Linked DNA regions of Homo sapiens: region 2 is linked to region 1. The links are chromatin contacts, found by Hi-C or POLR2A ChIA-PET in ENCODE. All regions are on one chromosome and are shown on one strand. The core of a region is the stretch at or near the end of the contact, and the rest is flanking DNA. Distances in the headings are between cores, read along the strand shown.

What was found. Hi-C counts contacts between places; a loop is a spot of excess contacts on that map. ChIA-PET counts read pairs that join two places held with the same protein, here RNA polymerase II (POLR2A). Pooled maps may share reads with other maps.
Region 2: a map of PC-9 shows a loop between it and region 1 (2.7-fold over the local background). The contact joins two enhancer-like sites. A Hi-C loop is called at or near these places in 1 of 168 maps with a recorded cell type or tissue (PC-9) and 4 of 50 pooled maps. POLR2A ChIA-PET finds 5 or more read pairs at or near these places in 3 of 52 experiments (activated CD4-positive, alpha-beta T cell, activated T-cell and activated naive CD4-positive, alpha-beta T cell).

The regions. Positions count from the first base shown.
Region 1 is chr3:10,084,393-10,088,460 of GRCh38, forward strand. FANCD2 (FA complementation group D2) reads left to right here. Exons shown (of 44, transcript NM_001018115.3): 33 at 1,420-1,530; 34 at 2,742-2,872; 35 at 4,057-4,068. It also overlaps a transcript of FANCD2OS not described here. Among named protein-coding and RNA genes, the nearest start is that of FANCD2OS, 22 kb to the right of the region's middle. Within about 2 kb of position 1,524, at least 2 of the 41 ENCODE cell types and tissues checked have a DNase peak (open chromatin) inside an H3K27ac peak, as active enhancers do.
Region 2 is chr3:10,223,555-10,227,359 of GRCh38, forward strand. It overlaps IRAK2 (interleukin 1 receptor associated kinase 2), which reads left to right. Exons shown (of 13, transcript NM_001570.4): 10 at 2,817-2,879. Among named protein-coding and RNA genes, the nearest start is that of TATDN2, 23 kb to the right of the region's middle. RefSeq lists enhancers at 1,750-2,532, 2,708-2,757 and a silencer at 2,871-3,165. Within about 2 kb of position 1,862, at least 13 of the 41 ENCODE cell types and tissues checked have a DNase peak (open chromatin) inside an H3K27ac peak, as active enhancers do.

The DNA of each region.
Region 1 (4,068 bases), core at 274-2,773:
AATCCTCCCACCTCAGCCTCCCAAGCAGTTGGGACTGCAGGCATGTACCACCATGCCCAGCTGATTTTTCCTTTTTTTTTTCTTTGGTAGAGACGGGGTTTCGCCATGTTGCCCCCAGGCTGGTCTTGAACCTCTGGGCTCAAGTGATCCACCCGCCTCAGCCTCCCAAAGTGCTGGCATTAGAGGCGTGAGCCACCATACCTGGCCCAAATTCAACATTTTAAGTACATGAAGTGTATTGTACATCAACTATATCTCATTGAAGCTATGGTAGACCAAAAACCTGACACCTAATAGGCCCTCAGAATACATTTGTTGAAAGGAAGAATGACTATCACTGGTGATCAGGAAGATGCTTCTAGAGGAGAAGATCTAGGACGTCAGATTGTGCTGGGCCTCAAAGGTCAGGCAGAATAATTTAAATGTTGTCCAGGGAAGCCATTTTGGAGTTTTATGATCACAGCCATAATACAATGAAAGCAGTGGTTTAAGAAAACACTTCTGGCAGCAGAGTGCAGGACAGATTGAAAAGGGATGCAAAAAAGAACACTCAAAAGGTGTCACTATGATCTACACATGTATTGATAGGGGCCTGGCCAAAATGATGGTCTAGGCTTGGAAAGGAAGGGACAATATGAAAGGTAATCCAAAGATAGAAATGTCAAGACTTGACTCATTAATGTAGGAGAAGGGGTAAGTACCACTATGGGCTGGACATTGATTTAGCAGTTTGACAAAATTATTCCTGTATTTTTGAAGAAGACTACATATCTCTAAAATATAGGGAATGAAGGAGAGCTTTTTGCCCTTCAAAGTAAACCTATGGCCCAGGCGTGGTGGCTCACCCCTGTGAAAAGAAAGAGGAAAGAAGAAAAGAAACCTATGAAGACTTCAGGAAAGATTACTTTGGATGTACTTCAGTTTCTACTCTGATACTTAGAGCTGTGATTGAATTTGGTACTTCAGTACTTTCCATTTCAATTCTTTTTTCTTTTTTCTTTCTTTTTTTTTTTTTTTTGAGATGGAGTCTCGCTCTGTCGCCAGGCTGGAGTGCAGTGGCACAATCTCGGCTCACTGCAGCCTCCACCTCCCGAGTTCTAGCGATTCTTCTGCCTCAGCCTCTGGAGTAGCTGGGACTACAGGTGCCCGCCACCACACCCAGCTAATTTTTGTATTTTTAGTAGAGACGGGATTTCACCGTGTTGGCCAAGATGGTCTCCATGTGTTGACCTCGTTATTCGCCCGCCTCAGCCTCCCGAAGTGCTGGGATTACAGGTGTGAGCCACCACGCCCGACCTCTCAATTCTTTTTTCAAACCGTTAAACTATTGATGGTACAGACTGGAGGCCAGGATCCTTAAATACTATCCAAGTAGTTTTCCAGAAACTAAGCTAACCCCTCTTACCTTGACTTCCTTAGGAGTGGATTTTCTCAACCTGAAAATCAGAATTTACTGTATTCAGCCCTCCATGTCCTTAGTAGCCGACTGAAACAGGGAGAACACAGCCAGCCTTTGGAGGAACTACTCAGGTGAGTCATAACTACATAGCCAAGATTGTTGTCCCAAGAAACTCCTAGGAACAGGATTGGCAACTTTCTTTAAAATAACCTGGGTGTCTTTCAGTAGTTGTAAAGGAAATTATTTTCAGCTACTCTCCTCATATATGAGCTTTCTCATCTATGTATTCTGATAAATCCTGAAGTATTAGAAACCTTGAATAATCATGCTAAATCTTCATGAATGCATCAGCCCATAAACTCAGCCTTTTCAAGTAATAATGATGAAAACATTGACCATCTGTAATCAACTCTTGATTATCCAGGGACCTACTGTCTCCCAGCAGATTTGGGTAATTAGGCAGCAGCTAGTTATCACTGATAGCCTGTTTCTTTCCCCTTGTCTTGTAGGAAGACCTTATGTGGCTGAGGGGTAGGCAGTGGACAAGGGAGGTGACATGATCTCAGGGGCATGGCTTTCGGCCCCCTCCCCCTTCAGTCAGAGTGACTTGGTCTTTCTCTCACTTCCCTTGGTAACCTAGACCATCACTGGGTCAGCAGTCAGTGCTTATCATCCCTGTCTATAGGTCAGGACCTTATATCTTCTTTTTTTTTTCTTTGAGAGAGAGTCTCACTTTGTCACCCAGGCTGGAGTGATCCCAGCTCACTGCACCCTCCACCTCCTGGGCTCAAGTGATTGTACTGCCTCAGCCTCCCAAGACGCTGGGATTACAGGCGCATGCTGACACACCCTACTAATTTTTATATTTTTGTAGAGATGTTTTCGACATGTGGCCAGGCTGGTCTCTAATTCCTGAGCTCAGGTGATCTGCCTGTCTCAGCCTAGCAAAGTGCTAGGATTACAGGCATAAGTCACCATGCCCGGCCTGTGAACCCAGATTTTACAAATTATTTTCAGTGTATTGCCTAAGGCTTTAAAGAGCAGATAATTTATCTAGGGTTGTACATATTAGCGTGGTGCTTGGGTTTCTCAGCATACATGACCCCTTCAAGGCCAACATTCCATCAGTGGGGCTGTCTTCTGCCCTGGCTTTTTCCATACAAAGGTATGGTTTTCTACCAAGATGCTTGAAGAGGGTTGCTACTAAAGCACCTGAAAATAAGGAGGATTCTGATTAGGCCGTCAAACACTGAAAGGGACTTGGGCACGTCATGTGGATTTAAATATATCTGTGACACATAGGATACTATTGCATTTGTTTGTTTTTCTTGTCTCCTTACAGCCAGAGCGTCCATTACTTGCAGAATTTCCATCAAAGCATTCCCAGTTTCCAGTGTGCTCTTTATCTCATCAGACTTTTGATGGTTATTTTGGAGAAATCAACAGCTTCTGCTCAGAACAAAGAAAAAATTGGTGATGGGCCTAGATCCTTTTTTTTTTTTTTTTTTTAATGAATAGGACTAATATCTCACACTTACAAACTTTGGGCTTCCCAGGACATTTTTACATGTAAATCCCCACATAACCTTGGATAGGCCCTCTTGCTATACCAAGAAGGTCATTTTCCCAGAACAACCTGACTGATTTCTGCTAAAATTGCTTAGTCTGAGTTTGGTTAGACAAGCTGAGTAGATAGTTTTCTCTTTGGCTTAAGTTTAATCATGTTCTTCCTTTTCAAAAAAAAAAAATTTATCTGAGACATTTGACAAAACGAGACATAAATCATGAGGTTAATAAAGTAGGAAATAAAGGAGAAATCAGGGTCAAGTATAAAAGAAATACTGGCCTCTTCCCTGGCCTTTTTCTTTTTTTTTGAGACAGAGTCTCGTTCTGTCACCCAGGCTGGAGTGCAGTGGTGCGATGTTGGCTCACTGCAATCCTCTACCTCCCAGGTTCAAACGATTCTCCTGCCTCAGCCTTTCAAGTAGCTGGGATTACAGGTGCGCACCACCGTGCCCAGCCAATTTTTGTATTTTTAGTGGAGACGGGGTTTCACCATGTTGGTCAGGCTGGTCTCGAACTCCTGACCTCGTGATCCACCTGCCTCAGCCTCCCAAAGTGCTGGGATTACAGACGTGAGCCACTGTGCCCAGCCCTGGCCTCTTTCTTAAACTGTCTTTTATTGTAGCTCTTAGAATGCAGCTCATCCTAGTTGGCAGCACATCAGAAAGCAAGATAAAAATGCAAAACAAACCTTTATTTATCCCTATTGATTAAAAGGGGAAGGTTTGGTCTCAATCTTGGAGGTGACCACTGCTATTGGCCAGCCCAGGAGGAACAAGATTGGCCTTCCCACTGCCCAGCAGCATTCCTTTTCTCTGTGTGTCTGTATTTATGTTCATGTTTGCATGTTTGTGTGTTTCAAGATGGGGTTGGGGTGGGACGTGTTGAGCCTTAGGCAAATGAGTTTATGTCTGGCAAAAGGGCCAGTGGATCAGGAACGTGACAGCTTTTTGTAAGTTGCCTGTTAGACCGGGAACGTCTTAGTAAATCTAAACTAATAATCCTTTTGATCAATAATCATCCTCAAAAACCTGAAAAGCAAGAATGAGGTCAAGTTCCCATATGTAAGATTCCTTTGTCTTCTTTTCTAACAGCTTCCCTTGCCA
Region 2 (3,805 bases), core at 612-3,111, 140 kb after region 1:
CAAAGTCAAGCAGGTTTCTTTACCACAAGATTAATTCAAGCTGGTTGAATGGTAGTGAGCCTTTAATCTGGTACTTGTGAATTCACCAGAGAGGGGTATGCAGTGTTTCCCAAGCTCATTTGACTATGGAACCTTGTGTTCTCAGAATATCTGTCCTTGTCAGTGTTCCATGGAACCCAGTCTGGGAAATGCTGGCTGAGAAGAGTAACAGTCAGGTTGGCTTCAGCCAAGTGCATACAGCTGCCCCTTGGGCCTCACCCTCTTTTCTTCTCTAGCCTTGAACTCTGTACTTCCTCTCTCTGACCACAGTCTCCTGTCTGTCTACCTCTGCTACCAGAACCGTGGCCCTGAGTCACCTCTGCCCTCAGCCAGAACCCCAGATTCTGCACCTCCGTGTCTCCCAGCTGGTTCCTCTGCCTCCCTCAGCCCCACTGCAAGTTGTTCAGTGAAGCTCAGCAGGGCTAGTCCAGGCTCCTTCTCCTTTAAGAACCAGGGGGATGGGCAGGGAGTGGTGGCACATGCCTAAAATCTCAGTACTTTGGGAGGCCGATGTGGGCAGATCACCTGAGGTCAGGAGTTCAAGACCAACCTGGCCAACATGGTGAAACCCCGGCTCTACTAAAAATACAAAAATTAGCTGAGTGTGGTGGCATGTGCCTGTAATCGCAGCTACCTGGGAGGCTGAGTCAGGAGAATCACTTGAACCTGGGAGGCAGAGGTTGCAGTAAGCCGAGATCGCGCCATTGCACTCCAGCCTGGGCAACAGAGCAAGATTCTGTCTCAAAAAAAAAAAAAAAGAAAAAAAAGAACCAGGGGGATAGAACCCCTAGGCCCGGCTCAGTTACTTTCAGCTGTGTGACTTACACCTAGCACTTCTGTCTCTGGGCCTCAGTTAAGCCTTCTGTAAGATGGGGCTAACGATACACATGGAGATGAATGGGATAATGTATATAAGCAGGTGAGCATGGCACCCTGCACCCTGCACCTACCAAGAATATTATGATGACTGTGGTTATTGTTATTCCCACCTTTACACCCTCCTTCTGATATCTGTTTACTCTTGACCTTCTAACTGGTGTGTTAGCGTCACAGATGACTTCCTCATCCATCCATTCACCCTCCCACCTATCCATCTATTCATCCACCCATGCACCCACCCTCCCACCCACATACCCATCCATCCATCCATCCATCCATCCATCCATCCATCCATCCATCCATCCATCTACCACCCATCCATCCATTCATTCATTGAATGCCTCCTGGCTCCTGCCACCCTTTTGCTCAGCCCTGCCTCTGGTTGACTGATAACGCTTTTGAACTTTGATTCCTCCTGTGGGGATCACAGTGCATTGCTCAGTGTTTTTTGGTGAGTGCTCAGTGACCTCTATAAAGGACTTGGCTCAGAGCCTGCTCTGTGAAAGGGGCACAGGAAGTCTTTGTTTATTCATTTCCCCTTGTTCTGTCCCTTCCTGGCAGGGACCTGTCAGGAGTCCCTTTTCAATTGGCTCCTGTCCCACTTGCAGCAGTGATGCCCTCTGCTGCCCTTTTCTGGTCACTGCCAGTCTGTTATTAATCCTGGGTGGTTTAAAACCTTTATCCTTTCCTTCCTCCAGGCTTGGAGGGATTCTTGGCTATAAATGTGACCCTATTCTGACTTGCTTTGAGAGATGCTGTGGGAGAGAGGTTCCACACTAAGTGTGGGGTCTTCACACCTTTAATATTCACAACTGCTAGTCCCCATTTAACAGATGAGGACACTGAGGCTCAGGTTTTAGTTACTTGCCTAAAGATCACCTGAGCATATAAGGAACAGAGTCAGAATTTGAACTCAGGCCTGACTGTAGAGCCCTTAGCCATCATAGCATTGTCTCTACTGAGAAACCCTGTTCAAAGCAGTTTCCTGTTTATGAAGACATATATCATGGTTTGCCAATTTTGTGGTGACTTACACGTATACAGGGTTGTGCTCCTTCTGCGAGTGGATGCGCTAATGAATAAATAATGTTAGTAAAGGCCTGTGAGTGAAACATGCTATGGATGCTGCAAGATTTGTCTAGAATAGATACCTGCCTGCATGCAGAGTCTTTCCTTCCCTGAGATTCACAGAGCAATGCCTGCTTGCCATAGCTGAAGGTTTTTTGGTGTTTTTTTTTTTTTTTGAGACGGAGTCTTGCTCTGTCGCCCAGGCTGGAGTGCAGTGGTGCGATCTCAGTTCACTGCAAGATCCACCTCCCAGGTTCACGCCATTCTCCTGCCTCAGCCTCCCAAGCACCTGGGACTACAGGCACCCGCCACCGCGCCTGGCTCATTTTTTTGTATCTTTAGTAGAGACGGGGTTTCGCTGTGTTAGCCAGGATGGTCTCGATCTCCTGACCACGTGATCCGCCCACCTCAGCCTCCCAAAGTGCTGGGATTACAGGCATGATCCACCGTGCCCAGCCAGCTGAAGGATTTTTAAATGAAACAATCTTTAAAAAATAGTGTATATATACGTGTGTGTGTATCTATATTTATCTATACCTATATATATCTTATGGTAATACATATAAACACACACACACATGAATTTTTGAAAACCATCTTCTCTGCCTGGCTATCAATTAATTACAACCTTCCACTGGCAGCTTGGTGGCATCTTTAATTGGAGGAGGTGTTTAGTGATATTCCCATGTTCCAGATTTTGGGCAGGTGTGTCTGCTGGCAATGGCAGAGCTGCACCTGGAGCTCAGAACTGAGAAGAGAAGACAGAATCTGCTGCCTGGCTGTGTGCACGAGCGTCTGAACCATGCTAACTCACGTTCTGTTCTCTCCAGGTGTTGGCCGAGGTCCTCACGGGCATCCCTGCAATGGATAACAACCGAAGCCCGGTTTACCTGGTAAGGGAACTTGTCACATCTGGCTGGGAGGTATATTTGGGCCTCACAGCTCTGTAGAGAGGGCAACGACCTCAATTCTAGCTAGTTTTACACATGCAAATGAGGCCCGGTACAAGGTTGCATTTGCATCCCCACAAAGCAGCTTTAACCTCCCATCCCCACCTGCCAGCCAACCATTGCTTTTTCATGATAATAGCATCTGGGGCTTGGTGCGGTGGCTCATGCCTGTGATCACAGCCTTTGGGAGACTGATGTGGGTGGATCATTTGAGACCAGGAGTTCAAGACCAGCCTGGCCAACATGGTGAAACCCTGTCTCTATTAAAAAAAAAGAAAAGAAAAAACTTACAAAAAACCCCCAACATTATCCAGGTGTGGTCGCATGTGCCTGTAATCCCAGCTACTCGGGAGGCTGAGGCAGGAGAATCACTTGAACCTGGGAGGCAGAGGTTGCAGTGAACCAAGATTATGCCACTGCACTCCAGCCTGGGTGACAGAGCGAGACTCCATCTCAAAAAAAAAAAAAAAAAAAAGATTTTGGAATGTTTATAGAAAGCACTTGTATAAAAGAGAAAGCACTTCTCTATATATCAGGCAATTCATTAGGGATTTTCCTCAAATTGATAAAAGTTAATTTCAGCCCTTTTAAACAAGTTTCTATAATAAAAACAATTTCCATTTTGTAGGCCAAAGATCTGATATACACAGTCATTTAAAAAATATAACAACCTGGCTGGGTGTGGTGGCTCACACCTCTAATCCCAGCACTTTGGAGGAGGCCAAGGCGGGCGGATCACTTGAGGCTGGGAGTTCGAGACCAGCCTGGGCAACATGGCGAAACCCTGTCTCTACTAAAAATACAAAAATTAGCCAAGCGTAGTGGCACACACCTGTAATCCCAGCTACTTGGGAGGCTGAGGCAGGAGA